Linked DNA regions of Mus musculus: region 1 is linked to region 2. Evidence: chromatin loops called from intact Hi-C (ENCODE). Cell type or tissue: left cerebral cortex. All regions are shown on one strand. Each heading gives the region's core, and the rest is flanking DNA. Links, peaks and the distances in the headings are about the cores only. Region 1 holds the start of Col9a1 (collagen, type IX, alpha 1). Region 2 overlaps Col9a1 (collagen, type IX, alpha 1).

Region 1 (15,815 bases), core at 2,493-10,492, 64 kb after region 2:
CAATTATATGGCTATCCAGGAAACCTAAATCCTTTGTTTAGATAGTTCATCAAAGTTACTTATTACAAATGTGAAGTACTTCATTAAGCTGTCATCTCAAAAAAAAATGTAATGCTTTCTGAATAAATTGGTGCATCTGATTAAATATGCAGAAAATGCAATTGTGGCACCGAAAAATGGGAAAGTGAAATGTATTTCATCTGTGAATACAAGCTGGGCTGTTCAAGGGCTGCCACATAGATCAAGGGTTTCTGAACACATCTGCGTATTCCCATAAACACCACCTACACACTAATAATCATCTATACAACAACCATTTTGGGGCATGCAATGTGAATTTCAATTTGCATGCTAATTATTTTGAAGGAAGATTGGCAGAGTGCGTTTGTAAAAGTCACTTTCGTTATACAGCTAAAATGCTGATTTCCATGCTTCTCATTTTCATACCTGGGATCCTTTTTGCTATTTAAATATTCACTGATAAAATATACGTGACAAATATTTTAATTTAGTGCTTCAGTCAACATGTTCCAAAAAAAAAAAATCGCAAGATAAAGCAAGCACTGCAGAAATGGTCTATGAAAGCCAGGTTGTCCCCTCTCCACAAACAGTTCACAGTCTGTAAGGGGAGAAAAATGTGAGCAGAAAAACAAAACCCTCTAAAGATCTACTAAGCAGAGCATAATGCTTAATAGAACATAAGAGGACACGCCATCTTTTCTAGCTCCTTCTCTCAAGGAGAAAGGAGTGTTGTGAGTGGGAAGTCCTCAGATCTGTCCAGATCTGGCCATCTCTACAAACCTTAATCCAACTTCATTTCTGAAGCCAGGTTAAGGCTCAGGAAATGATGCTAGTGTTTTGACCCAGATTCCAACACTCTTATCTTTGTTTTGCTGGGCCATTGAGAAAGATTAAGTATTTTAACTCATCTCCAGATGACTTAGAATTGTAAAAGTTTTGATTTTGATGAACTGAAATATTTTTACAATTTGGTAGTATTGAGCACCTACGCTAATTTTTGCTAACAAGCATGAACCTTCACTAAGTTGTCTAGTCAGTGACAAATAGGGTTTTTAGGGGGGTTCACTTATTTCTTTTTTTTTATAGTTTTTATGACCAGTAAAAAGTAAGAATACTTTTTTCATCCAGTCAATAACAACAACAACGACAAAATACAGAGGTCTCAGATCTTATCCTGATTTGCCACTTTTGATGAGTTGTCATCAAGAAATCTCTCCAGATGACACTTGCTGGGAACGGAACAGGAAGCTCTGCACTGCCTCAGAAACAAGAGAAAGTGGCCAACGCGGAGTTGGCACAGTGAGAACATATTCGTTTATTAAATTGGGTACTTGAAGATAAATATTAGGGGCACAAAAATATTAATAAAGACCACATATGTGCTTTAAAAATGCATTTAGCAAGAAACACTAAAGCACTCGAAATGGTAACAAGTTTTTCTAGCTAAAGCCATCATGTAACATGAATATGTGAATGAGTCCAAATAGCAATTGATATTTTCACACAGAGAGATGAGAGGATATAGAGCGTTCTATAGAGCGGGAAGGGAACAAACACAAGGGTTAGACCTGGGCAGAGAGGGACCCACATTAGCTGGGGCAGAGTACACAGCAGAGGTTTTCTCAGTATTGACTCAGGAATTTCAAAACTTTGAGTGTGACCATCAACGGTTTTCCTTCTGTGGATAGATATGGTAAGAAGTGGACAGAATTAGAAGCTCGTTTCGTGAAGATTCAGTTAAACATGCATGCCTGATACTTCAGGGAGGGGGCTATTATAGGAGGCTTCAAGAAGTATTGCGTGTTGAGCTATGACGATGCGTTCTGCGGTATCTGCCTGAACGAAATTAAATTCCTCTCCTCCATCCGCAACCTCTCCTGCTGCTGTTCTGTTTTCTACTCCTCTTTATCCAGAACTCAAAACAGTGTCTGTACTCAGTCTCCAATTGCTCCCCTCACTTTCTCTTTCGTCCTTTCCAACTGAGTTTTCATTCCAACGGGCCATGGGTCTTTGATTCACTCACTGGTCTCTGGGACCGACAGTCAACCATCAGTTGACCTATCCAGCCTTTGACACAACACTTGTTACATCCACATTAAAGAAGTCTTTCTTCTCAACTCTTCAGGCCCTACCTCCCAAGTGAGCCTTCAGCACCACACTTAGGACTTGACTTCGTGACTTTCATAATACATAAACCTTCTCAACTTCCATAGTTCAGTTCCTAGATGATCCTCCCCCTTAAACTCCAAGAGCTCACACCTAATTGCCCGGCCAGCATCTTTCCTTAGGTGCCTAATGGTGTGCTCTCTGCAACCTCATCAGCTATTTCTCTTTTCCTCTTCTAGTCATCCTGCTTTGCAAGGGACCCTCAAATATCAGGCAATACCAATACCTCTCCTTTGTCCTCCATGTTCTCTCTTCCTGGCATCTTCCTCTCTAAGATCTCTCCAGGCTCAGTTCCTTCAGGCTGTCTCAGAAGTGTTTACTTCTGAATGAGTCCCACTTCATTTTCCCTGGTAACATTTATGATTTCCCAGGATACTGCTAACTATTCAGCTGCTCCCCAGAATGTAAACTCCGTTTGGGCATTAACCTTTGTGTTTCTTGGTTGTCTAAAATATGCCTGTAACTTAGAAACAGCTGTTGACTTAATGACAGAACACAAGAACTACACACTGCTTAAACCACTAAAACCATAACTTCTTAACACTTCTCAAATATCAGAAATGCTTATCATGACATCCAAACTTATTTTCCCAGGTTATTGTGCATGATATGTGATATTCACATTTGTAGGTTAACGCGACTCCATGCTACAAAGTAAAGAAGAAGACAGATAGCTCTTCCACCCACAATTCTGCCAGCTCTGGCACTTTTCTCTGAATTTGATGAAAAGAAATCAGAGCAAGGCATCAGAGATACACTCCTCAAGGCATCAAATCTGTCATGTTCTACGTTGATTTATTGAGGGAGCGCACAGGTAAAGAGAAGAAGGATTTGAGTTATATATGGAGAAAGTCACTTAAACTTTCATCCTCCCTCAAACAAGCCCTAACTCCCAGCATGCATCCTTAAAAGGGGAGAAAGGCTAACTTTGTTTTCTAATAGAGCTGTACCAAATAAGTCTCCTAGGTGATCAGGCTGACAACAAACATTAAAGAAGCTGTCATAAAATAACATGCTTGCATGGTAAGCTGCCAAGAAACCACGCTTTGCAGGGGGATAAATGGCATCCTAAAATACAGGCATGAGGAGAATGAGAAACTAGAAATGTATTGCCTGAAAATCGGAAGTAACAAACTTAAAAGACGTGCAAAGGGAAAAAATACGAAATGCTCCAAGCCCAGTAAATAACTATAAATGATGAGAATGTGTTTGAGTTGTGGACCACATGAGCACCCATGAAAGCTTCTTGGAATTGGTTTCTTTTTCCAATTTAGAAAGGAAGAAACACAAGATAGGATAAATGGGAAAAGGCACAGACGGCCACAGTGTGAGTCTTTTTGCACTAGTGATCCATCAAATGCCTAGGCTCCATTTTTATTATGCAATTCTTATACCTACTTCTGATGGCTGATAATGCCTGCAGAAAGGACATTTTGATTTTGGTTTACTTACTAAAGAACAGCAAGTGTTGACCCTGAAACAAATATCTCATCAATAGAAAGTGTGGAAGATTAGAATTAACCCAATCATATTCAGAAAATACTTTTAAAAAAAGTGTATTAATCCAGTCATAGTCAGAAAATACTTTTTTAAAATGTGCATCCAAGCCGGGCGTGGTGGCGCACGCCTTTAATCCCAGCACTTGGGAGGCAGAGGCAGGCGGATTTCTGAGTTCAAGTCCAGCCTGGTCTACAGAGCGAGCCCCAGGACAGCCAGGACTACACAGAGAAACCCTGTCTCAAAAAACCAAAAAAAAAAAAAAAAAAAAAAAAAAAAAAAAGTGCATCCATTTCTGTTTTCAGACTATTTCATGTTTTTTTTTTTTTAACTTAAAAACTCTTAGAAAGTGACACAGAGAATCTGCTGTCTTCAAACTGAGGAACAGGTTTCCCATTAGTATGGCTTTCCTGCTGCTCATGATATATGCATATCAGTAGCCATTATCCTTTAAGACCTAGGTGGTGGAAGGCTTCAGTAATTCTGAACAAATTCAGTGTTTTTAGGCAAATTGATGAAAGCCCCAAGAAGAAAAGCTATGAAGTAAAAACAGGGTCTAGGGCAAAGCGTGGGCACTGGAACTTTGAACTTTCAACTTTGAAAGAATTGTACATGCCTATGCACGATCCTTTTAACACTAGTGTCAACATAATGACTTAGAAAAGCTCCTGAGGGGCTGGTGAGATGGCTCAGTGGGTAAGAGCACCCGACTGCTCTTCCGAAGGTCCAGAGTTCAAATCCCAGCAACCACATGGTGGCTCACAATCATCTGTAACGAGATCTGACTCCCTCTTCTGGTGTGTCTGAAGACAGCTACAGTGTACTTACATGTAATAATAAATAAATCTTAAAAAAAAAAAAAAAAAAGAAAGAAAGAAAGAAAAGAAACGCTCCTGAGAAGCACAGTGTAAAACCAGATGCTAGATTCTCAGCTCCATCCCTACACAATAAAAAGGCACAAACATGTCTGCATTGTGCTGTGGGGCTGGCTTATCAGAACATCTATAACCAGCTACTGCACATATAATAAAGTAATATTGAGAGTTTGTCTCTCTGGAACCAAAAAACAATTTAAAGGCATATTCGCTAGCACCCAGAAAGCAGAATTATATGATCTTGAAGGGGTTTTAAGGTCAATGAATCCCGTTTTCAAACAACTGACACTGAGCACATTTTCAAGGCGCTAAGAACTCCTCTCCCTCACCCCCGTCCGGAAATGTCACTGGCGTTGCAGAGGCTGTGTTCTCCGAAAACCACTCCAGGGTCATTGCCAAGTTCCTGCTGCACAGAATTTGAGCATTTCACAACAATGGCCACATTGGCTTTCTAACCCAGCCGCTTGAAGTGCCATGACTCATTAGACGAAGAAATATTTTTCTGGAGAGTCTACAAGCCAGAGCAGTAATGTGGCAGCTACAAAATGCTTTCTGCCTATCACCGAATATCGAAATTTCACACCAACTTTCACACTAATCATAACTCTTCCTGTCAAAACAAGTTATTTGAACAATTCCATTACTGAGGTCCCTGATAACACCCCCCCCCCAGAAGTCCACAGGGACAATTCAAAACCACTGTATCACCCTTGCCACCATCTGTGACCTAGGTTTTGTGACTAGAATGTTAGAGTTCCATACGGCCAGAGAGACGGATTAACATCAACAGTTTGTTTATACTGAATTTTATCCCCTTCTGTTTCCTTAAAAGAATCCTTGCCCTTTAAGGTTGTATTTTTAAATTACTGTCCAAACGTTACAAAATATTCTTAAAGAGTTGCTAGAAGGTACTACTTGATACAATAGTGGTGTCATTATAAAATTCTTTACTTCCATATCAGTGGTTTTCTACAGTGAAATAATTAATAGAGCTTTAAAAATCTTTACTTCAGTCGGGAGAGATTGTTCGGTGCTTAAATGCCTGGGCTTTTGCTGAGGACGGAAGTCGGGTCCCCAACACCCACATCAAGTGTCTCACAAGCATCTGTAAGTCTAGCACAGGGGAATCCAGTGTCCTCTTCTGGTCTCCAAGGACACTACCCTCATGTTCACAGACAAAAATATGCAAAATTAAAAATAAAAATTGTTTTGACAATTATTTTCTTCTATCCTATGTCACAAAGCCTATTTCTAAATAAATCCATATCACACCACCTATATAATTTTATTCTTGCTCATCCAAGGCCATATGACTCCCCAGCCTTACTCCTTACCATCTTCAGCTCTAACCCTTCACCCACCTCCCACAAACACTCCATTTACATGCACACATGTTACTGAAATCAACTAGTCTCTAGACGGTTGAATACACCCTAACTACTCCTTCAGTCATCTTTTATACAATTTTCCCTTCTTTTGCCAATTCAAATTCTTCCCTTTCAAAATTTATTGCTTCCAAAATCATGGACTCCTTGACTAACTGTATTCATGATTGATCTCGAATCTTACTTTAAAATTTATAATTAATTGTAAATACATGATATGTGCGTTACTAGTGCAGGTTTCCTTGTAAGTTGTCTCAATGACTTATGGATGCCCCAGGTGGGTGTACATCACCTTCCAAGTTGGCCTTGACTTTAATATTTTCTGCTTAACTAAAATTCTGTGTTCCACACAGCACTCAAAACTGCCAGTAAAAGCTTTTGGAATGAGTGATATATTTAATAAACTTTACAAAGTGAGTAACTACCCACTGTATGCACTATACCCATTGTATACACTATATCCATTGTATATACTATATCCATTGTATACAATATAGTCATTGCACACACTATATCCATTGTATACACTATATCCATTGTATACACTATATCCATTGTATACACTATATCCATTGTATACACTATATCCATTGTATACACTATATCCATTGTATACACTATATCCATTGTATACACTATATTCATTGTATACACTATAGCTGATGGTCAAAGATGTCTTGGGCGCTCACCTTTAGCCATGCAGGTTTGTTTCAATTACTATTGTGGTGATACCTTGTGATTTTATACTTACAGGAACAGAAACCTGAGGATTGTCCACAAGTTTTCCCAGCACTGCAAAGCCATCCGCATCAATCTGGCCTCTTGGCTTTATAGGTAAAGATTCGATCCTGATGCAGTCAATAAAAAGAGTGGCGCTTGTTCTTTCCACGCCAATCATGAGCTTATGCCACCGGGAGTCAAACAAGGACGGCAAATTCAAGAAGGCAGCCGTTTGGAGACTCCCATCCAGTCCCTTGTATGAAAATGCGACAGACTTTGTTTGGCCATTTATCTTCACGCCAACTTGCTCTCTCCCTGCGGAATCCTGGATCTGCCAAATGTTCCAGTGCTTTTCAAGTGTGCTTCCAGTCATCCGGAAAGTAGTTAAAAAGGAATATTCTTCAGGCAGTCCACTGGGATACAAATGCCTGAGAAGAGTTTGAAAATAATAAATATAAACCTTGTTTTCTGTGCTTATACATATTTACCATTTTTCTGTGTGTGTGCTTTTTTGAATTCTAGTCCTGCGGAAAGGCTACAGTGTGAAAGAAACTATGCAGCATTTCTTCTTGATGGCATCTTATGTGAACCTTCCCAGGTCAGTCATTCATATACATTAAATTTCCACCTTAAAATTTAAATACACATCTTAAAAACACCTCCCTTATAGCTAGTGAAGGTTATCAACAATATTACCATGTATTCTACTCAAAAAGCCACCATTCAGCAATGCCATCTCAGCCAAAAAACCACACTCTTGCAAAGTTCTGGGCAACATTTCCTTCAAAAAAATGAAAGACGATATTATTTAAGGTCTAAATTGACTCTGCTAGCTTATGAAAACCATTTAATTAAAGTAGGTTTTAATTTTTTTACATATGTTAAAATTATTTGCTATTTCGATAATTGCAAGTCTACTCTCAAGAATTGTATTCTAGACCCACAGAAACATTTTGAAAATTGGTAACCAGCTACAGCAAATGGATGTAAGGGCTTCCTCCCACTAAGAACGCCTTTCTCGAGGATTTGGGAGTAGGACAGTGAGGCAGCAGCTGGTTGTTTTGTGTTTGTTACTGGATGTATGTATAAGGAGCAATGCAAACCAACTCCTCCTTCTCCACTCCAACTCCATCATGCTTCAATCTACCAAGTAAGGTTTATGGTGTTGCGACCTCTTCACTGCATTAAATGGAAGCTCAAACCAGCAGAGTCCCTAAGACGATCCTTATTTATAGAGCACTGCCTTAGCTATCTGCCCTTATCTGTAGATCTTGTCTTAAAGCAAGTCCTTAGGGAATGTCAGCTTTCAAAGTCTTCGAAGTTATTTCTTTACGTCTTCTTTTAAATATAGGAAATTTCCTCAACAAGAAAGACATGCCAGGAAAACTTAAGTGGCAGTGAGATGTGTTTGCTAAGTAAGAAAACTGACAAGGGGGCGTTAAGACCCAGAGTTCCAGACCACCTTCCTTCAGGGCAAACTTTTGAATTTAGTTCCCTTCTTACAAACAATGAAGAAAAGGGAGACAAGAAGAAAGATCCCAATGGGTACTGATTTCAGAGATGGCATTTAGGGAATTGAAGCATCATATATACACACACTTATACACACACACTTTTGTAAATGTATACAGAAGTTCTTTAAAAAAAACAAGGGGAAAAAAACTACCTAAAGCTTTCCACAATAGAACTACCCACATCACTCCAGATATTTGTTTTAAATATACTTCTAATTTCTAAATTGGTTTGTCACACTTCTTTTGATTTTATGGGGTTTTTTTTAATTCCAAAATAATCTCTAAAAAAGAAACTAAAATTCTCCTTTATAGATGTACTCATTTGGAATACTCATAGAATACATCATTCTTAATGCACTGTCACAGCAAGAGTATCTTGTGTGTATCTTTCTCTCCACACATAAGAAGATTATATGTACTTGTATACAGATGTAACTATGACTAATATGTTAATAATCTTTTAGAGTAGACAGTATGTTAATAGGATAACAAAGGAAAGTGCCTCATTGTTCATATGAATAAAATATACATATTTGTGTGTACCAAAGACTGTTAAATATCTCTGAAACCTAATCCACAGGACGGGTAGCCTTATGATTATTAAACACCTAAGATTCCATTCTTGAAAATATGTTATGCCTATCAATAAGCAAACCTAAGTGCATACATAATTTAAAAGAAGTTGTGTCTATAAATGATTTATTGCATCCCAACCTTCATGAAGTAACTTAAGTGGAGAACTATATGGGTTTGAATAAAAGATTCAAAAGTCTTTGAACCTTGAAATATTTGTTTATGACCTTAATACTAGAAAGCTAGGGTCTGTGTTGCAAAACAAAGCAAGCATGACACATTTGTAAATGGTAGTTAAGAAAGGGTAGCTATAAATGGGCAGTGGTAGTGCACACCTTTAATCCCAGCATTTGGGAGGCAGAGGCAGGCAGATTTCTGAGTTCGAGGCCAGCCTGGTCTACAAAGTGAGTTCCAGGACAGCCAGGCCTATACAGAGAAACCCTGTCTCAAAAACAAAAACAAAAACAAAAACAAAAAAATCAAAAAACAAAAAAACAAAAACAAAACAAAACAAAACAAAAGAGAAAGAGTAGCTATTATGCCTTTTAAAAAGAGTAAAGGGAACCATAACCATGTCTCTTAGTTCTTCATAGCTATGAAGATAAATAGGTAAAAACTGAGATTATCTAGCATTAGTTTTTTGTAGCCTATTTTTCTCCCATGAAGATTCTATGCCTTTTTTCACTGCCATGGGGTTGGATTCTCCAGTACAAAAAGACTCATTAAAAACCAAATTTTTCTGTTCTGTGAGAATGAGTCCAACCCTTCCTTCCTTCCTTCCTTGTCATCTAGCTTCTGTGTGAGTCACTTAAAAGGAAGGAACCCAACTCCATATTATGTATGGGCCACATTTTCACTATCTATTCCTCAGAAGGACATTTCCAAACACACAACTGTTTCCCTTTCCTGGCCATTGTGAGCAGTGCGGCCCCAAACACTGATGAACAAGAGTCTGCCCTTCGGACGTATACTGAGGGGTGGTACAGCTGCATCATACAGCAGATCTATTCTTGGTTTGTTTAAGACAAAATGGAGTCATGAAAGTTCCAGGTAAATTATGGAACTAGACAATAGTGTGAGTGAGGTGACCCAGACCCAGAAAAACTAAGGCCTTGGGCTCTTATTTCTGAATCTCTAGATGTGAGGCGATAACCTCGAATACCCACAGGAACCAGAAAAGTAAGAAGGGACTATGGTGATGGAGAGGAAAGAAGGGTCTCCTGAGAGAGGAAGATGGCATAATACGGGTGATATGAAGAGAAGCTAGGAAAAACTTGGAGGATATCTGTGAAGAGAGATAGAATAATACAGTGGAAAGGACAAACTAACACTAAAGATGCTTTACAAAACCATAGAGAATCACATTATAGAAAATCATATTACATTATTTTTACTTACAATTACATAAAATATACCTACATAAAACTGGGAATAGTTCTACCTCATTTACCCAGCTATACATATACCCAAAAGATGCTCTACCATCCCACAAAGACACTTGCTCAACGATGTTCATAGCAGCTTGCATCGTAATAGCCAGAAACTGGAAACAACCTAGATAGCCCTCCACTGAAGAATGGATAAAGAAAATGTGGCACATCTGCAAAAAGAAATACTATACAGCTATTAAAAACAAAGACATCATGAATTTTTTTTCAGGCAAATAGATGGATCTTGAGACCACCATCCTAAGTGAGGTAACCCAGTCCCAAAATGACATACACAGCATTTACTTGCTTATAAGTCAATATTAGCCATAAAATACAGGCTACCCATGCTACACTCCACAGACCCAAAGAAGCTAAGCAAGAAGGAAGGCACAGTAAGGATGCTTGAATTTCACTTAGAAAGAGGAATAAGGGCTGGAGAGATGGCTCATCGGTTAAGAGCACCGACTGCTCTTCCAGAGATCCTGAGTTCAATTGCCAGCAACCACATGGTGACTCACAACCATCTGTAATGGGATCTGATGCCCTCTTCTGGTGTGTCTGAAGAGAGCAATGGTGTACTCATATACATAAAATAAATAAATAGTATTTTTTTTTAAAAAGAGGAATAAAATAGTCATAGGAGGCAGATGGAGGGAAGGAATTAGTGCCAGTCATGAGAAACTGCCTTTGAGACATTGGCTGGGGCGGGGGGGGGGGGGGGCAGTCAAGAGACTTTCTAGGCAATATAGCTATTGTCAATGTTCTCAGTTTCATTCACGAATTTGAAGACAGTCTCTATGGCTGAAGACACCACCCACTGTAGACATGGAACTTGGAGGCCTTAAGCTGTGTCTGACCTAGAAGCCTACTCCCTGAGGAAAGCTCTTGCAGTATTCCAACGCGCTATGCAAGCTGCTTTCGAGTCAATAGTCTGCATAGCTGTGATGCCTATGGACCACAATGGCCAGCATGGCGAAATACTTCATAAGGGAAATAATGGCACTATATATTGGTGGCAACCAATTACCATTTAATTGGATTTAATGCCTGCTTAATAGGGGGGAATTTATGCCTGGTCTGTAACCCTAGCCAGGCATCCATGGCTGGTGAGGTCATGGAACCTGGAGGAGAACTTAATATTGACACTTCCCCAAACCAGAACACTTTCTAACTGTGTTCAAAATACACATCCTTCTCCCCACAGATGACTACAGCTCTCATTCCTCAGCAAAGAGACCATAACAGAAAATCACAACTAGTCACAATGCAAAAAAACTGGCTGTGGAGTACGGAAAAAAAAATGGATGTCTACAGTGCAACCCTACATGGAAGGTTCACCAGGACTCACGGGAGAAAGGCTGGGAACATTCTACAAGCCAGAGGGCCAGGATAACTACAAAGAGATGTGACTTCTAAATGACAAGAAAGCTGCACCCACAACATCTCAGCAATATGGTTGACTAAACAAGACCAATGACAGCACCAGTTGACATGCCAGTGTGAGTAAGAGAAATCTCACAAGGCCTCGCGCTAGATGAAGAGCTAAAGACATTTAATTAGGGAGAGAGGGAGAACAAACGTTTCTCAAGGATGAGTTTGCTAACTGGCTACCAAGTAGCAAGCGCGCGCGCGCGTGTGTGTGTGTGTGTGTGTGTGTGTGTGTGTGTACATAACAATTAAAGAATAAGAGGATATGAATTTGAGAGGGAGCAGGGAAGGAACAGGATGAGTTGGTAGAAGAAGCAAAGGAAAATGGTGTAAAAAAAAAAAGCAATTCTCTTTAAAATAAAAATTTTAAATTAAATAGAAAGAATTCATTAAGGAGAAGGCTTGTTTTGTTTGGCGCCATCCAGGAGCTAAGACCGCATGTGTGGTTCTCTTTCAGCACCAGGATACTTGAACAGCTCCACTGAGCCTTCAAACCACACTGCAGCTTTGAGTTAAATTTATGTTTCACTTCTGGTGGTGCTCACAGAGAGTCCTTTCAGTAAAAAACCAGACAAATTACAGGAACACAGAAGGCACAATTCTAAGAACATGTCCTGAATTAATGTATGATAGTCTCAGAGGTGTTTTTATTCCTGAAATGGAACATGATTGATAGGTGAACACATTCTTTTTGGTTTTCTTTTTTATTTTATTTTAGCAATTCTGGTGATTTAACTCATTTGTTAATGCATTGGATATAAGTGACCTACCACTGAGCTGTCCTCCAAGGCCTTTATCTTAAAATAAATTAATCCAAGAAATACAGTTTAAAAAAAAAACTTTAACATTGAATAGCTGTAAACATTGATAAACGCACTTAAGGAAGGTAATTAGAGTCTTTCTGAAAGGTTACCTTGTTGGAATCCTGAAGTCTACATTACTTCCCAGCTTGTAAGCCACTTGTAAGGCTGTGGATCCCACCACCCTCTGGATAGTCCTTCGAGATGCAGCCTTCTCAATTTGGAACTGAGAAATCAGGTCAAACCCTACAGAAAGGGAAAGAGAAAGGAAAAGTTGGAAATGAGCCTGGTTCTTTCCTTTTTCAGAATAAACTCTATCTGGAAAGCTTGCGTTTCCAGTATGATGCAGTGCTACTTGCCTGGTAAGTCATCTTGGCCAATCCTGATCTTGGGACACAGTTCACTTCCACCATTAGAAATGGAATTGGCAGGAAATCCTGCAAAAGCAATACTGTCTCATCCAATGCATCCACTACAAGAGGACGATCATTAATATAATATTAGATAACATTAAAATAGTATTAATAACCAAGCAACTGCTTAAAACACAAAGTTATACAAGCTTACTTATAAGCCATTTATTTATTTATCTTGAACTCTACGCCTGAATGGTCAGAACCCATTCATCTTCAGCTTCTCCAGGAAGGGATGCAAGGCATGGAACTAGAGAGCTGATTTATGATGGAGGAATGTTCCTGCCTAGAGCAGTTGGGGATTTGTTCCATTTAGAACCAGAGCTGCACAGTGTCCTGGATGGCATGGGGTCAGAAGCCTGTTTGGAAAACTTCTGGTGGTTTGGGCTAGAAATATTCCTTAAATACCACCATCTCTAAATCTACAATGGCATTACGGAATCAGCCTTGGGCCAGTGCGATGGGGCTCCCAGACAAGTGCAGTTCTTGGGGAATTGTCACCATCAGAGAAGAGATTGTATAACTGCCAGACCCTCTCCTGCCTTGATCTGACTCTTAGACATATCACACACACACACACACACACACACACACACACACACAGCTTCAGTACATAGATGAGTTTTGCCCTACCCATTAAAGTACATCAAATATTTTCTTTTTATCCTCCTGACCCCAGTCCTTTGGGGAAATCCATTTATCCACCCATCCATACATCCATTGTAGTCCCACAATATTTATCATTCACCATCTGAAAGAAACACCATGTTCAGCCCTAGAAAAGGCACAGCTATCCTTCCTGCCTACCAGCTTACAGTTGAGACTCCCTTTCTAGGCTCGACATTGAGCATAGAACCAACCATCCAAACATCCCCCCAATGCAAATCCAAGAGGGAAGGCATGAAGGACCGTTGGAAGCACCGTCTTCACTCAGCCACAGCCCTGCCTCATCACCCCATAAACCATGGCTCTTACTTGCACGACGCTTAAGAGTTGCGGATACCCAGGGTCCCAGACAACTGCACACACAGAAGAAAACTGAGATTTTCCTGAAGAAAAGAGAGAGAAATGACCCAAACAGGAACCTCTTCAGATGGAACTAGTTTCATATTTTTAAACCTGCCAAATCTGGCTGACAGAGACAACCAAATCCCAAGGCATACTCCTGCCTTTATTTCCATTTTGAAAGCTCACCTAGGAACTCTGCGAATAAACACATTTCTGGCTTGGTTTCACACTATCTCACCTCCTACACTCCCCTTGACTCTGCTTTCTTTTATCTTTGTTTTTTGCCTCTTCTCTTTGAATTTCAGATGTTTACGCACTACCTATACAATCTCACCTGTCTCTCCCCTTGGTTCTCACTGTCTCTCACCTCCCCTTATGCTACCAATACTGCAAAAATCCTCACCCGGCTCCCTCCAGAGGCATGGGCTTACCAGAAGTTCTTCATTTTCCCAGTGGGTTCTCTGTGGTTTATAAGAGTCACCGTAAAGGGTTTGGAGGGGGGGTCACTACTCCCTAAGACCCCCTCTCTACCCTTCTCGGACTTCGAGTTTTGGCCCCAAGCTTGCTCCTTCTTGCCCCTCTCAGGGCTAAAGGCAAAAAGAGTGAATTGGAGGCATGCAATAACCCTTTAAGCTGAAGCAAAGGAAAGGGGTGGGGAGAGGCAGCCTGTAACCCAGGCCCAGCCAGGGGTGTGCCTGGCTCAAAACTAACAAGGTCACACTGAAGGAGGGACTGAATGGGAAAAGCCTTACTGAGAAGAAAAAAAAGAAGAAAAAACCAGGATGTGGGGGATTTAACCAGAGAAATGCAGCAAGCTACTATAGGAATACAGTGCAGGCTTTTAGAACAGCTATAGGGCACAGTAGAGGCTTTGAAAGTTGTTATAAGGGCACAGTAGAGGCTTTTAGTGGTTCAGGATCCAGCAAAGAGCTGCCTATTCCGTGGCAGAGGTGTGGGGGCTCACCGGAGCCTTGCTGCTTAGTCGACCTAAGTTTAAACCCACTTCTGCTTTAGCAGTTATGTGAACTTGAGCAATATAATTAGCCTCCCAGTAGTTAACTACCTTATCTGTAAAATGGGACCAAAGTTGTTCCTTAACAGCAGTTCCTGGGGGAAATCAAATGAGATTGGCAAAGATAAAAGATCTCATGCCAAACTCATCCGCTGGCAACCTTATCCTGATAACAAGTCATTGTGTGCACCCCTCTCTTGTCCATGCCTACAGCTTAGTAGCATATGAGTCTCACAACCACTCGTGAAGTTAGACTACACATCGTTATTCTCTAGATGAGAGGGTGACTCTCCCAGAGCACCATTGATGCTATTCATTGCAAGTCAGCTCTCTAACTCGCCATGGGAAATTCTGATACGATATGACCTCAAGTCTTTTAATTGTTTGCTCTCAATCTCTGAGATTAATAGTATGCGATTGAATAGACCGGGGAGAACACAACACAATCTTGCCCATAAGAAACCAGAGAGTGAATTACTAGCATCACAGGCCTAGACAGGAGGTGTGCACACGCCACTGTTTCTTGTGCACAGACCTCCTCCTGAACCTGAGCACTCCTCAGGAGCAACAGGACTCCTGGCCCTGTACGGCAAGCAAAGGATGCCTGACTTCCGGTTCCATCTTGGAGGATACAAATGTCGGAGGAACGCAGAATCAGGGGGGCCAATCATCTCTGTAAATCGTGGTGCCTGATAGTTTTGAGGTTTGCTTCCTTGAATTATTTTCACGTTTTTGACTCATTAAAATTTTATTTTGTTTTCTTTTTGGTGTTTGTATTTGTATACTTGTTTTTTGCATGTGTTGAGGGATGGGGTACATACATACGACCCTGAAGAGGCTCAAAATTGGCATTGGGTGTCTTCTTCCATAATTCGCTACTTGATTTAAGGAGGGATGGTCTCTCATTGAACCCGGAGCTCACTGGGGCTCTTCTCCTCGTGCTGACATTCCAGGGAGCTACCAGATACGCTTC
Region 2 (15,815 bases), core at 2,896-10,895:
TCCGTTTTTTAAGCTGGAGTGTTCTCACTGTGCTTTGTGTTTGGTTTTACATGGACAGCCTTTGTCAGGCATACAATGACATATCCACCCTCATTACTTCCTCCCTTTAGTCCTCTCCATTCTCTGCCTGCTTATATGCTTGTATACTGTCTCACTCTTGTCTTCTTGTCATATGTATATACCCATATGAATATATTTAAATTAATTCATGTACCTATGAAGAGTTCTAGGACCCATAAGAGCGAAAACATTGTATTTTTATTTCTGCATCTTATTTACATCAGTTAATAGGATGACCTCCTGTTCTGTCCATTTTCCAGGAAATGACATCATTGAGTTCTTTATAGATCAATAAAACTCCATTGTGTGTGTGTGTGTGTGTGTGTATGTGTGTGTATCTCACATTACACCTTTTCTTTATTTCTTCACTTGTTTGTGGACAGTCAGATTCCATACTTTAGCTGTGAATATAGCTGCTTATCAAACAAGGATATGTAGGTATCTCTGTGGTACGTTGACATAGACTCCTTTGGGTATGTATCCAGAAGTATGATGCTGGGTCATATGGTTGTTCTATGTTTAGGTTTTAGAGACACCACTATACTGAATTCCACAGTGGATAAACTAATTTATATTCGTATCAACAGTATATAAGAGTTCACCCTTCCCCCACATCCTGGCTAGAATTTGCTGCTGGGTTGTTGTTATTGTTATTTAATAACTTGGAGGAGATCGAATTTTCATGTAGTTAATTTGCATTTTCCTGACTATTAAAGTTGTTTAACATTCTTCATGTTTTTTTTTAATTCTTTGGGAATTGTGTACAATGTATTTTCAATATATTCACCTCCCCTCTCCCAAGCCCACCCTACTCACCCAACTTTTTGTCTGCTGTTTTTAAAAACCCAACAAACCCAATCTGTGCTACCTGTATATTGAGTTTATGGCCATCCACTGGAACATGGTCAACCTGCCAGGAACCACTCCCTCAGAGAAGTCTGACTCTCCCTCTCTCATAGCTCTTCAGTTAGGGGTAGGATTCTAGTGCCCACATCCCTTCTCCATGTTGGTTTCTCTAAGTTGAACTTGCCCGGGCCTTGTGTATGCCAATCGCAACAGCTGGGTTCATATGTGTGGCTGCTGTTGTGCCTAGACAAATATTTCATTCTAGTCACCCACTGCTTCTGGCACTTAGCATATGTCTGTCCTCTCTTCTGCAATGGTCCCTTGAGTGTTTATGGTCATCTTTTGAGATGAGATTGCTCCTGACCACGCAAGTGCTTTACCACTGTTTACATAAACATGTTGTCTTTCTATTCTATTCATATCTCAAAATATCTTTTGAAAACAGTCGATTCATTTCATCAGTATGTTGATTGATTGATTGATTGATTATCAGTTAGTTGGTTGACTGACTGGGTTTTTTTGATATTTAGTTATTTGAGTTCTTTATATATTCTAGCTATTAATCTTCTGCCGATTATATAGCTGGCAAAGATTTTGCCCCTATGCTGTAGGCTATCTTTTTACTGTGGTGATTGTTGCCTTTGCTACTCAAAAGCTTTCTTAATTTCATGTAACTCAATTTGTCAATTCTTGACCTTATTTCTTTACCTATTGCAGTTCCTATTAGGTAGTCTTCCTATACTCCTATCTCTTGTAGTCTTTTTACTATACTGTATTTGAGCAGTTTTAAATTTTCAGCTCTAAACCTATTTCATGTATTCTAATTTGATTTTGGCACATTTTCAGAGAGAGGAACCTCACTTTATCCTCCAGCACATGGCTAGACATTTTTTCCAGTACTATTCACTAAAAAGGCTCACTTTTGACCAGTGGGTGCTTTGATGCTTTGGGCATCTTTGTCAAAGAAAGACACAAGAGTGTCTGGGTTGAATTCTGTGTCTTTTGCTGTATCCCATTGACATGTGTGCTGTTTTGTGCCAGTACCATGCCAACTATGTTATGTCCTTCTCTAGAGTAAGGCGAAGTCAGGCAGGGACTGAGGTGCCCCCAGCATTACTCTTCTTGCTTGGAATTACTTTAAATACTCATATTCCTCGTGGATGCATGTAAACTTTAAGATTTTTTTCCTAGTCCTAGGAAGGATGCTACTGGAGTTTTTTATGGGATCGCCCTGTATATACGACTCAGTTCTGGTTTTGCAAACCTTTTGGAAAGGTTTCCCATTTTCTGGTGTACCTTCACTTTTTCTTTAGTGTCTTGGCATTTTCATTGTAAATGGCTTTCACACCTTTGATTAGGATTAATCCTAAGTGTTTAAAAATATTTTGAAGCTATAGGGAAAGATTGTTTTCCTAAGTTTTTCCTCAGTGTGTTCATTATCAGTGTGTTAGAAAGCAACTTACTTTGTATTCTGCTGCTTTTCTGAAGGTATTCATTAGTTCTAGGAATTTTCTTATGGACTCTCTTGAGTTTATTATGCATAAAATTGTATTACCTACAAGTAGGGGTGATTTTATTTTTTTACATTTCTATTTGTATGTGCAAATTGTTTCTCCAATAAGTGAATGAGATCTAGGGTGTATAGGAAAGTCAACTGAACATCAAAAGTATCCAATTTAGAAATTGTCAAAGAATACAGGTACTTCTCAAAAGATGTCAAGATATCTGAATAGCCAATGGGGGCATGAAAACAAAACTGCAATGCCAGCCATGGCTAGGGAATGTGAAAACGAGTGACAATCCAACTCCACTTTGATGGCTATCATAAAAGACAAAAATAGCAAACACTAGCAAGTATTAGAGAGAAGAAAAGTTCCCTAAAAGTCATTATGAAAAACATTGCGGAGACTCAAAAAATTTTAAACATATATATGTGTGAGCGCGCGCGCGTGCATGTGTGTGTGTGTGTGTGTGTGTGTGTGTGTGTGTGTGTATAAATGTTCCATGTCTATTTCAGCACTATGAAACAACATACGTGCCCTTTGGTGAAGGATCAACAAAGAAAGGAACAGCGGTCACTAGAGAGTCAGGGTGTGGGGAACAGGAGACAGACTAGGAAGTGTAATACAGGGGCACAAAGCCCAGACTGGAGGGATTGCCAACAGCCCCTCTTTGACAGATGATGACAACTACTGGCTACCCTCTATACTGGAAGCCAGCTCTGATGAATTTCAAAATAGTTAAACTACATAGTTCTGAACACATAGAATAATAATTGAAGAAATGGAAATGTGTATTGTCATGATTTAACTAATATACACATGTTCTTAACTACCATAATGTAACTCTAAACTATCTACATTTTTTTAAAGAACTGTTTCGTAAATTTTTTTTTGAAAATGGTGAGAGGTAGGTTATTTTTGCATCCGTGAGGTTGCAAGGAGGCACTACATCCTCTGAAATGAAAGTGTGGTTCCTAATCTAGAGACCAAGAAAAACCAGGTTTACGGCACTCCAAGGACTCTCTGAAATAGTGTACAAAGTGCACATGCATATGCACTTGTGTGTTTGCCCGTGGAAAATGGGTTCATAGTCTTCATTAGAATTTCAACGAAATCCATTAAGTCTCTCAATACACACACACATGCACATTCACACATACACAGTCATAGAATAACTCTGTGGACCAGTGGGAACTCTTCAGATTTCTTCAGATAGAATAAACCAGTAAAATAAATACATTTTTAGAAGTAGCAGTAAGTCAAAATTTTAATGACTCTAAACCAGTTCAATTAACATGTAACCACATTTAACATGACTACTTATTTTAGAACACACAAAAGACTAGGAAACCGTGTTTATTTTTTCTTTGGTACAACCAGACATGTTACCTCAAACTTTTAAAATAAATAATGTCAGCCACAAAACATATGTGTGTCAGGGTATTACTTCTTTGCTTTCACGTGGATTTTAGAATACAAATGGGATTGGATGCAGTACACACTATTCACAAATTCATAGTAAATATCAAAACCACCATGCGATGTATAGAGACCACTTTTGGGACACAGCCCTGATGAAGATTTTAAGCACCAATTTTATTGAATGTAGTGGGGTCTGTTCCTTAGTATCCTAGCAATACTTGATATAACTGAATGAATAATCTGAGATCAATATCTTAATTGAAATAAAAATAATGACAGCAACTGAGGTAATGTGAACAGCTTGTTGTTGTTGTTGTTGTTGGCACAGTGACCCACAACACATCATATATCCATTCATAGCACACTAAAATTCAAACTCCTGGGAAGAGGATATATAAATTTGGCTAAAGAGAAATTGAATTTGACTCTTGTCTGTTGACTCTCCTACCTTCCTTCCATGGACAAGGAACAAGACTTACTGAATAGCACCAGTTGCTCTAAATCTGATTGTCAAGTAGCACTTATGTAATGATGTCAGAGGTGAAACCTTTGAGGCTTTGCCCCAGTTTTGGTATCGTTTCTCCCCCCACACTCTGCTAACAGGTGTGCTTTGTGCAGGGAGCCTACAACGCTACGGATTTCACTTGTCCGGCCCTTTGCTAAATGCTCTTTGACCAGACTGCAGGGTGCAAGAGGCTGGCTCACAGAACCCAGGAGGGCCTGGAGGACCTGGGGGTCCAGGCACACCAGGAATTCCTGCCACTCCCGGGGGACCTTGCTCTCCGTCACGGCCATTTTTCCCATAGCTGGCAGGGCCTGGGTCACCTGAAACAGATAAAAAGCCCACACATGTGAACAAGCTATTGACTAGCATAAGACAGTAGACCCTCACAACCTAGCACTGTGCAAGCAAGATGCTTAGCAAATGCCTTTGGAGGTGACCCGTGATGAGAGGAGAAAACCCGTTAGTGAATGTGGCTTTCACAGCAATCAAAGGCAGAAAGTGATTTCAGTGTGTGTCTTCCATATTTGCATCATGGTGCCCTCTAACCATCTATGTCTACTGAATACTGAAATGTGACTGGCCCAAACTGAGGTGAACTGTAAGCATAAAATAAAGCTGGAATTGGAAGGTCTAGCAAGCAAAAAATATAAGGTGTTTTATTCACAAATTTAGGCTTATTACCTGGTATGGTAGTATTTTGAACCTTGTGAGTTAAATAAACTGCACAGGCATCCCTCAGTGTACAGTGTGATTATGTCAAGAACATAGTTAAGTCAAAAATCATCCAACCTGCCAAGCATCAGGACTTAGCAGCCCAGCACACCACAGAGAAACCAACTCTTTCCATTTGCGGGTGCATGGCCAACTCTGTGCTTCCTGGCATTAGGGGAAAACATCATATCATGTATTGCTAACCCCATAAAAAGATCAAAATTCAGAATTTCTAAGTTAAGTTTCTACCAAATGTGTCTCCTTTCGTGTCATCATAAAGTGGGAAAATCCAAGGTTAACTATATTAAGTCAGTGACTAGCTATTTTATTCAAGCTAATTTCACCTGACTCTGCACCTTGCCTACTGAAGATTCAAAGTCACGGGTGCTGTGCTGGTTTTGTGACTCACACTGTCTTTCTCATGAGCAGAGATGCGAACAGCCTCCCCAATTTCTTACAGTGATCCATATACAGACAAAGTTGACCATGGCTAAGAAGTTAAAAACACTCAACCAATTATGAACCACTAGAATCAGGAAAAAAGAAAGCAAGCCTCTATGGTTCTTCATCAATAAAATGGAATGTTTGCGTTTGTCACCATTAAGTTCTGTCCATTAAATGGGGACGGTCTCAACTACTAGTTATTATTTATTGGTGTCTGGTAGGGCTCACACCATGCTCCCTACAAAATTTCATAATCTCACCCCAATGTGACTTTCACCACAGTGAGTTCCTTTCAGATATGTGTGTTCTGTCACGTGTGCTCCATAGGCCACACATTGTGAGACACAGCAGGACAATGAGGAGCTCTGTTGCTTGTGTCCCTTTGCATCAATAGTGCTTCGTTCTATTACTAAGAAAACAGTGTAAAAGCAACTGCGTTCACTTGGGCAATCTCCTAATAGGGAGTCTTAGCCGCTCGAGAAGCCAAAAGCCAAATCTTCATATCCAATTACATGTTATAGGTGGAGGTACTCCCATTCCCCCCCCCCATCCCAGGGTTTTCAGTCTTTTTCCTATTTTAGTGTTCTAATTACATACATCTTAATGTAATGAGCTGGACACATTAAATGGTATTATTGTTATATAGCTCACATATTTTGAAATTAAGGTAGGTGAGGGAACCTATTTTTCAGACATCTCATTCTTCTGTGGGTCTTACATCACACCCTCCACAAAGCAGGGTCAGAGGGCAAACCATTTGCAAGGTTTAAGAGAGGATAGTTATCTTTGAATGTATGCATCTCAAGGCTGCTGTTGAGCAACAATGTGGTATTCCCAATAAATTATCCCGTAGGCTCTTATCCAACTATCAGTTGCGATGAAGGAGGTGGTCATCCATTTCCTCCAATGGGAGAGGGGCTTTCCTTCATCCCCGGCACTTACAGGTAAGGCTGTCACAACAGCTCCTGTAGCAGAGAGTTCTACATCACCTGACACTAGAGACAGTTAACAGTTAACTGGATTTCTTTTTTAGTTTTAAAAATAGGCCACATCTAATTGCATGTTAAAGGCGGTTTTCATGCACTTTGCCAATAAGAATGTCCTGCTGAGATATGTCAAATCTGTCTTAAAATCAAACCAAGACCAGGAGAAAATGACTATGCTCACAAAAGGAGTCAAAGACAATGGGGGCTAGACAGGTAGCATAGATTAGGTCAACCTCAGCCCACAGGCCAAACTGTATTTACACATATTTATATATAAATAGCTGTATTAGAACACGGACATGCTAATTTGTCTGCATACTATTTGTATCTGTTTCAGGAAGGCAGAAGACCAGGATCTGAAGAGCCCTCACTATGCCTTGACCACCCTGTGGGTCTTTTAACTACACTAACTACCTAGTGACTACACAGCTTCCTGAAATATCAGTGACCCCACTGCCAGAAAGTTTTCATGATTTTAAGAATTTAAAAGAATGTGAATACCATTCTCCATGTGGACACTAGAGGGCAGGCATGCTACACTGATGTAAGCAGAGCCTTTTCCCCTAACACTTGACAGAATGAAACAACAGTGCATACACAGGCATGATGGAGAAAGACATGCAAATAATTGTCTGTGTTAAATAGGCGATCTGGTGATACATGCAATGACTATTTAATTGTTGGGATTGTTCCCCAAAGATACACACACACACACAAAGCTTACTTGTGTGGTATTTCACGAGATTCTTCAGTTAATTTATTCCTTTCTCTAGTGGGTTTGTATGCACAGGGAAGTCAGGATTTATTATTACATATTTTTCCTTGAAATGCTGTGAGTGCTGAGTTACTGGTCACACGTGGGCAGTTCAGTGGCAGCAGGCATGCAGGGATGTCCCTTAATGAGATGACCTAGCTGAGCAGCATTAGCTAGCTCTGGTGAGAAAAGGAAGAGGGAGGGAATTCAAGGCCCGGGGGTTGTTTATAAGATCTGCACAGCTCTGGGAGAGAGGCAGATTAATAAGCTAGAGATATGCCTTCATCACGTAACTATGGTGACAGGGACAAACTAGTCACACTGGACAACCTGTCGTTTTGTCAATTTCATGAACCTAGACTCGAGAAACATAAATATTTCCCTCTACCACTTAGAATCAGAGATACCTCCGTCAGGATGTGTGACCTGAGCCAGTCTGCCTAGGCTCACATATAAAGAAAGAGTCAATCACAGCACAATCACCTGAATTCTCAGTGTGAGGCTTAGCCAGGCCCTGCTCTATGGCTTTAACGTGTGTCAGCATGAGTAGAAATCCTCCTAGAATAGCCCATAAGAGTGTGTGGTTCTGACTGCTATTCCACAAAAAGGAACTGAGAGCAGCAGTCACTGGAAATAAGGAAGAGAAAGGACCACAAGTCCTAGGAGCCTGTACCCAGGACCACAGCCCTTACATAGCTGCCCCTCCTACCTAGTTCAAGTGTAACAAACTACGCAGCATATGTCTGCTTTTAAGTAACAATACACTATAGCCAAAATGATAATCACCGTTACACGAATGACCTATGGTCTATAATAAGCAATGTCATAGTAACATCCCAGAACATGCAATAGCTAACCGTGAACAAACTGAGACATGCTGCTGTGAAAGGAGACAGGGGGCAAAAAATGACACAGAAACAAAACAGGGATCCTAGGAACTGACCGATAATGAAGGTACATGTTACAGATTTAACTTTTTAGGTATGTTAGTTTTACACAAACAATGACGAAATGATCTTCTTCTACTCCGTAGGATTTAAATCCAGAATTCAACAATGGGGACAAGCAAGAAGTGTTCTTTGAATGGAGACCATCACAGAAAACCACAACTGCACACACCACAGAGATCAAATGATCATGGAAACCCGGGCCCCAATGGATATATCTACATCACAACCCCTGAATCTATGGCTCAGGGAACATGGAAGACAGGACAAAGATAAAAAGAGCAGAAAGGCTGTTAGAGCCAGAACTCCAGGAAATGTGCTCTGAAACAATGTCTTCTGGAAATGGCTACGTAAACAAGACAAGGATAACAATAACAATGAACATCCTAATGTGGACTGGGGAAAGTTCTACCTACCCCAGGTAGTTTGTCCCGGGTCCCACCCCAGGACAAAGAACTACAGGCAACTAACGCTGGCTGGGAATTACCCTCTCCCCAGGATCAGCCCCATAGCCTGTCTAAAGCAGACCGGTTGTTCCTTAAACCCAAGGTATACCAACAATGGACTCAGCTGGTTAATTAACATGTACATACACATACATGCATATGTGTGCGTGTATAAGAATATTAATCAAAGAAAAATGGGAAAGTACCCAAGGAGCTAAAGGGATCTGCAATCCTATAGGTGGAACAACATTATGAACTAACCAGTACCCCAGAGCTCTTGACTCTAGCTGCATATGTATCAAAAGATGGCCTAGTCAGCCATCAGTGGAAAGAGAGGCCCAATGGATTTGCAAACTTTATATGCCCCAGTACAGGGGAACGCCAGGGCCAAAAAGTGGGAGTGGGTGGGTAGGGGAGTTGGGGGGAGGGTATGGGGGACTTTTGGGATAGCATTGGAAATGTAAATGAGGAAAATACCTAATTTAAAAAATGAAAAAGAAAAAGAAAAAGAAAAATGGGTTATCAATGAGAGCCAGGAGGACATGAGAGAAATTAGATGGGGGGGGGGGGGACATCTAGGGAGGTTGGAGGGAGGAAAAGGGAAAAATGATGTAATTCAAATTAAATTAAAAACATTTTAAAAATCAAATTTAAAAACTGTAAGAGAGAAGCAATGTAACTATATCTAAATTAAAATGTGTTAAATGTTTTTTAAAAAATTTTAAAAGTAAAGCTTTAAAATGGAGTGGGTATTTCTTTCGGTAAGATGTGTATTTACCTAGAAGCCTCCAAACAGGTTCCTGTACCGAACCTCCAGGTTGAGGCTTCCTCCGGGTCACGAAGTTTTATTAGCATTATGTAAGTACCACATAGCCCACGGTCTAAGTCCTATTGGGACATTTGTTTTTTAAAGTTCATCCTCTTGGTGGACAATTAGCTGGTGAAATGACCATAGTGACCCGTTCTCTACAGGACCGGCACAGAGTCGCAGCAGAGTCATGGAAGAGAGGGGCAGCGCCTCGGAGGCCGGGCTAATTGCGAACAAGTTTGCCCATTACGGCAGATTAAGAGCAGCAGGAGAAAAGGCTGCCAGGGTAACTTTGTGCTTTGCCCTTAGCATCCCAAATCAATGTCAAAAGCAAAACCAAACTAATAGACAACCCTCCTTGGCCACTGTTACGCTCACAAACTGCCCTAAACACTCTACAGGACTGCTTCTTTTTTAATTCTCAGGTTTATACCATCAGAATGATATCCCCGCTATTTCGTAAATACTGGACTGAAGGCCAGAGAGAAACTAAGTAGCCCAATGTCATAAGGTTAGGAAGTGGCGGTGGCCCGATTTGAACCCGGGCTTTCTGGATTGTCGGGCCTGTGCTTTAAGGGACAAATTAAGGGCTTGATCAGCAATTTTTGTCAGGCACCTGTCTGATTCAATTAGCCAAATGTATTCACAGTGCAGAGAAAAGGGTGTGAACCTGGCTGAACAACACAGCCCTGAACAGGCCCCCTGGGGAGTAAAGAGACCCAGTAGTGTACGAAACAGAGAGAGCCATTCATCCGCAGGGCCTCCCTCTCCTCTCACTGTGATTTGGAAGCTTAGCCTGTAATTTTGAAAAATAATCCGAAGCTCAAAGTTCACCAAATGATGCCATTATTCCATCAGTATAACAAAGAAAGCAAAGCTGCGGGTAGATAGAAACGGAAACGAGTGAGAATCAGTGTGAGACAAATGGAAGCAAAGGAGAAATGGCCCGTGTAAGGAGAGAGCAGTGGGTAGAAAGCAAAGGCCGTACTGGGAAAGGAAGGGCATCAATCAAAGGAAAGAGGGCGGGTCTTAACTCAAGCCCCACCCACCCCGGGATGCCCACTGTTATAGGAAGGAATAATCCTGGTGAGAACCATTCTCTTTTCTAAACATCTGTCAAATGTACCCAGATTTTCATTATGTGCTAAAATCTTCTTTTGATCATTTGAAGTCCAGCTAGGTTTTCTATTTTTCTGATCACACAAAAATATTAAATTATAACAATATCTCGACAGGTCCACAGATCCCAATTTCAGAATGACAGTGTTTGAGTTCTCTCCAAATGTAGTCCTCCTCCCAAATTGAAATAAGAAAGCAATCCCCAAGAGCAATGAAATAGATAATTGAAAAGTAAGGATTATTTTATTTGGGGCCATAATTATATAATTATGCCATGATTAAATATTTAACCTCTGGCAGAATTATAAAATGGTAATTTCTTCTCCTAAATTTCCCTAGACTAAAATTTCCAAGTTCACGATTGAAACAAAAAACACCTTACTTTCTTGACATTCTCTATGGCCTCTTTGTCCTTAATTGTCCCAGTTAGAGTCAACTGGAGTCCCCAACACTCCCTTACACCCCCACAGCCATAGTCTTAGCCACCATGAAGGGGCAGCTTGCACATCCCACCTACCACTGAGCTACCCAGCCTTCAGCCACATACTGCTACTTCCTCAGCGGACGAGTATGTTTCTGGCCAGACCCCAGCAACAAGTCAGTCGTCGAATAAAGAGGACACAGAATGCCCAGTGAGAGGACCCGGCTCCTTACAGAAGCCCCTCTGTCACTGAGCCCACACAGCTGTGATCTCCGCCTGTGTGGAGCGCTTTGCGGCTGTGAGACAAATTCCCTCAATGTTTGTTTGGGGCAGCGTGGATTTTGGGAAGGTCTGGGTATTTGAAAGAAGAGCTTTTAAAATGAAATTTCAGTTACTCCTTGTAGCACATGCGTGACTGAAAACTTGGATTCCTTTTATAGCTGCTATGGATTTTTGTAAAAAGTCTGGGCTAGGGTTGTAATTTGGTACCATGTGCCGTGTCCCAGCTTTGATCCCCAGAACCACAAACTAATAATAATGGTTACTAATTATAATGAAATAACAAGAAATGATCACCTAGGCTACGCATGGCTCTAATTTTACTCATTGAAATTTTTATAACAAGTGGTGTGACTGGACCTAGGTACTCTTTTCCTTAAAGCATAGCTTTAAGCGCTTAATATTTCAAGCCTTGACTTCTAGCTGCTCACAATGAATACACTTGATTTACAAATCATTTAACTCTCCATCAAAGCCAATTCATAAGCCCATGATAAACTTAAGTGACTGAGCAATGCTTCCTTCCAAAAAACAACAACAACAAAAAACAAACAAACAAACAAACAAAAAACACTATTCAGCTTACACTCAACACTTGACCCCATTTCTTCCTCCCCTCCCCCATTCTACAGCAGAACCCACTTACCTGGGAGACCTATCGCTCCAGGCAAACCCTTAGGACCTCTTCCTGGAGGACCACGTTCTCCTTTTTCTCCCAAGTCTCCTGCATTACAATAAACAAATGTTACGCTTATATATATCAATATATATATATATACATATATATATATATACATAAAGTTCTGTGTTTTAAACTTTGAAGAAAACACAAACCCATGAAATTGCTGGAAGATAGATTGTAATAAGTACACAGCCAGCACAAAATCATATCCACAGACCCACGAAGAAGGAAAAAAAATCAAGCCATTGATCTGTGCACACTGAAATGACATTTCCCAAAACTGGATGTGCATTTCCCATAAAACACTCAATAAGGTGAGAGCCAATGACTCCTTCCTCAACTCCATCAAGTCTATCTCAGCCTGGGAGCATCGCCCTAGACAGTGGCTCTGCCCCAGGAAGAGCAAGAATATTCTCTATACACCATTTGCTTTGAGGGATTAAAACCATTTCTATCTTCGGTTAACAGTAGCACATATCCTTTGTTTTGTTTTGTCTTGTCTTGTCTTGTCTTGTCTTGTCTTGTCTTGTCTTGTCTTGTTTGTTTTGTTTTGTTTTGTTTCGAGACAGGGTTTCTCTGTATAGCCCTGGCTGTCCTGGAACTCACTCTGTAGACCAGGCTGGCCTCGAACTCAGAAGTCCGCCTGCCTCTGCCTCCCAAGTGCTGAGATTAAAGGTGTGCGCCACCACTGCCTGGCTAGGAGTACATATCTTAAAAGACAAGAATCAATTTTTAAAAAACCTACTGCAAACAATAGGTGAATTCATTAATCTAGCAGAATACAAAATTAATAAACAGAAATCAGGTGGCCTCATACATAGAAGTAGCTACCAGTTATGAGACATGGCCAAGAAGTACTACATACAGTAGTAATTAAAATGCTAAACAACCATATGTGGTCTCAATGGAAATATACAAGTAAAACATGGAAGAAGCTGAGCCTTCTTGGTGATACCAAGACTTGAAAAAATGTTCTGAATTAAGATAACATTCCAATAAGTAGTTGTCATCTCTCCCTAAGCTAAATATTGATTACAATCCCAGTTTTAAGCACACTGGAATAACCACAAACTTCATCCAAATAAAGTAGCATGAAGGAATTAATCCTACCAGTTATCAACCCTGTTATGATGGTGTAGTACTTACCCATGAGGCAAAAAGGCCAAATAGGTCCAAATATGCATAAGACATTGGTTTATCACAAAGGTGGCATCTTGTATCTTAATATTTATTTTATCATGTTCTATATGTGTTTCTGTGTGTATGCATGTGCACATGTGAGGGGGCTGCCTGCAAACACCAGAAGACTGCATGGAATCTCTTGGAACTGGAGTTTCAGATGCATATGATCTTCCTGTTGTGGGTGCTGCAAATTGAGCAAGAGCAGCTAGTGCTCGTGACGTCCGAGCTGTCTATCTAGCCCCCAGTCCTAAAGTGAGAAATGTTTAGCAAGTCATCAAATGTTGAGGAGAAGTGAGAAAAATATAGAACTGTATATTGCTAAGGAAAGTGAGACAATAGCAATCAAATTACAAGTGGAAGTTCCGGGAATTCTACTTCCAGAAATTCATTCTCAGAACAATCAAAAATTTTGGAAGGAAGATGGAATTAGAAGTAGAAAGGAAGTCTGTGTTGATATTTTGTATCAAGATGAAATAGTCGGCTGCTGTGGGCCCTGAAGACTAGAAACAAAGGGAACATCAAAGGGAAACAGTCAGTGAGGTTCTACCACAGAAGAGACTATAACACAGCTCGGGAACATCACCAGCAGCTCTTTGGAATGGTCTCCTGGACATACTGTCAAATGAAAAACAAATGCGGTCCAGATTGCTTACTAAAGAACAATGTGATTCTGTTCATAAGTGGACACAGGGAGTGCATGTCCCCAGATGTACACAGCATTGATTGTCAGGTCTTTACCATAAGAATGACAAAGGAAACTAAGCATATAGGAAAGTTTAAAGAGAAATTCTTTACTAAATGCTTTTCCCACATTTAATCTTGAGGCAATGTAAATGTAGTATTATCAAAAATAAACTTATTTTAAAAAATTAAAGTGTGCTATCATAATTGTCCCTCATTTCTGACTCAGAGGTCACTGGGAATATTCTGTGGTTGCAACCAAATGCTAAAAAGCAATTACGAGACAGTTGACTGAACTTAGGGTATCAGCAACTGCAGAACAATGAATATTGCAAAGCATTCACACATAAATTATATTTATACATATATATATATATACACATACATATATATATTCTTATGTTCACACACACAGAGCATTCTCATGGCTCTCTGAATATTATTTATTTCATTTTTATTTTTCACAAGTTGTAACTGATGCTCTGCTGCCCTAAGAGCCGATTAATATGGGAGAAAAAAAGTGAGTCAGTTATAACACGTATCTTCTCACACCTTCATTTCCATGCTGTCTCACATCTGTTTGACTCACACTAAAATGTCTAAAACTGCACGGCCTTACACAAAGGAGTTTAAAATTAATCCTAACCACGAACATTTAAAAATAAGGCTTAAGGACTGAACCGCTAACAGCACAGAGCCACTCTGCTGTCTCTCTCGTGAGTTCTGCCCCACCATGCATGCAGAGAGTACATGCAGCAGGACACTGGTCCTGCATGTGTGCAATTACACATATTATGGTGTCAGGGAGAACTATTCATGAGGGCTAAGCTGCTACGTATGGGGACTGAATACCACACTACATTGGTGCGCATCCACAGGGGTGGGTATGTGCGGAAGATGGATTTGGGGACTGGGAACAGCACAACACAGCTCTTATCCAAAAGGTCTGTTTCCCAAAGCAATATCAACAGCTAAACAATGACTAAGACATAGCAAAAACTTTGTATTTCTTAACAAGTCTTATTTTCTGAGAAAAGACCCACAGTGACTATATGATAAAGTGAGCCTCATCTTTTTATCAGGTAATAGTGGGGAAAGAGAGCAGCCATGCTGAACTATCTCAGTTCCTTAAGGACTCAAACTTTAAATTTCAACAGGGTAGACTGTGTTCCCTTGGGGGAAATTTTGAGCTGCAAACTTCTGAATAATAAAAAACGATGTTTTCATTAATAATTTCTGTCCTGTCTGAGGTAGGATATAGCCAAGGTCAGTTACCTAGAATTGTGTTTCTAGATTGATTGTAGTGTTAATGGATAAAGAAAATTCAGTTATGCTGCCTGCCTCCATCCAGGTTTCAGAAGTAGGAAAGCTTTATGAGACCTTTATGAAAAGGCGGATTTCAGTGACTCCACAGAGGAAGGAGGGATGGAGCCTTGGGAGAAAGGTGATGTATCTGCACAGACTGTGCTGTGGATACCAAAGAAGAACCAGGAGGAAACACTGGAATTGATGAATGAATCCTGTGCTAGAGGTCTCTTCCAGGTTCCAAATGCAGAAATACACTTTTCTTAGATGCGGTTCTTCTGCTAGAATCCTGCTACAATCCTGGCTACATGTTAAAAGCCACCTGGGGGATATTGAAAGACCCCGAAGCCTGGGCCAATTAATTCTAAAACTCTCGACATGGGGCCCATAACCTGGATTGCTCATAAAACTCTCAGGATGATTCCTTGTACAGTGAAGGCTCAGTGAGGTGGCCCCGTAGACTTTCAGGACAGCAAGGAAAACAGACCTTCAAGCTGGCTGGAGAAGAGTTTCCTTGCTGGAACAAAGTCAAGATCTGAACCAAATACTGATTTGCAAAACAAAAACAGGGATGTGATTTCTGTGACCCCATTTTGATGCCCCTGGTAGGAGCACAAGTTGTCCAACCAACTCATTAACCCATCCAAACCAGTGCATTTTATTAATCATGGTTTTCAGAGTGGTCAGCACGACTTATAGGGTTACCTGGCACAGA

The links. Peaks named below come from ENCODE experiments on the same cell type or tissue, not always from the same donor. Only the 100,000 strongest peaks of a DNase experiment are listed, where the experiment ranks them.
Region 1: a loop joins it to region 2, with 2.8 times the contacts of the local background. A loop is called at or near these places in 4 of 42 quality-filtered maps.

The regions. Positions count from the first base shown.
Region 1 is chr1:24,176,315-24,192,129 of GRCm38, reverse strand. It overlaps Col9a1 (collagen, type IX, alpha 1), which reads right to left and starts at 14,520. Exons shown (of 38, transcript NM_007740.3): 1 at 14,262-14,520; 2 at 13,798-13,871; 3 at 12,769-12,846; 4 at 12,523-12,655; 5 at 6,696-7,092. The coding sequence starts at 14,275. In left cerebral cortex, for the core only: no CTCF peak of the experiment used is centred there; a DNase peak (open chromatin) is centred at 6,958.
Region 2 is chr1:24,240,517-24,256,331 of GRCm38, reverse strand. It overlaps Col9a1 (collagen, type IX, alpha 1), which reads right to left. Exons shown (of 38, transcript NM_007740.3): 37 at 11,897-11,974; 38 at 3,594-4,655. The coding sequence ends at 4,471. Among named protein-coding and RNA genes, the nearest start is that of Col9a1, 71 kb to the right of the region's middle. In left cerebral cortex, for the core only: a CTCF peak has its summit at 6,995 (motif pointing right); a DNase peak (open chromatin) is centred at 7,039.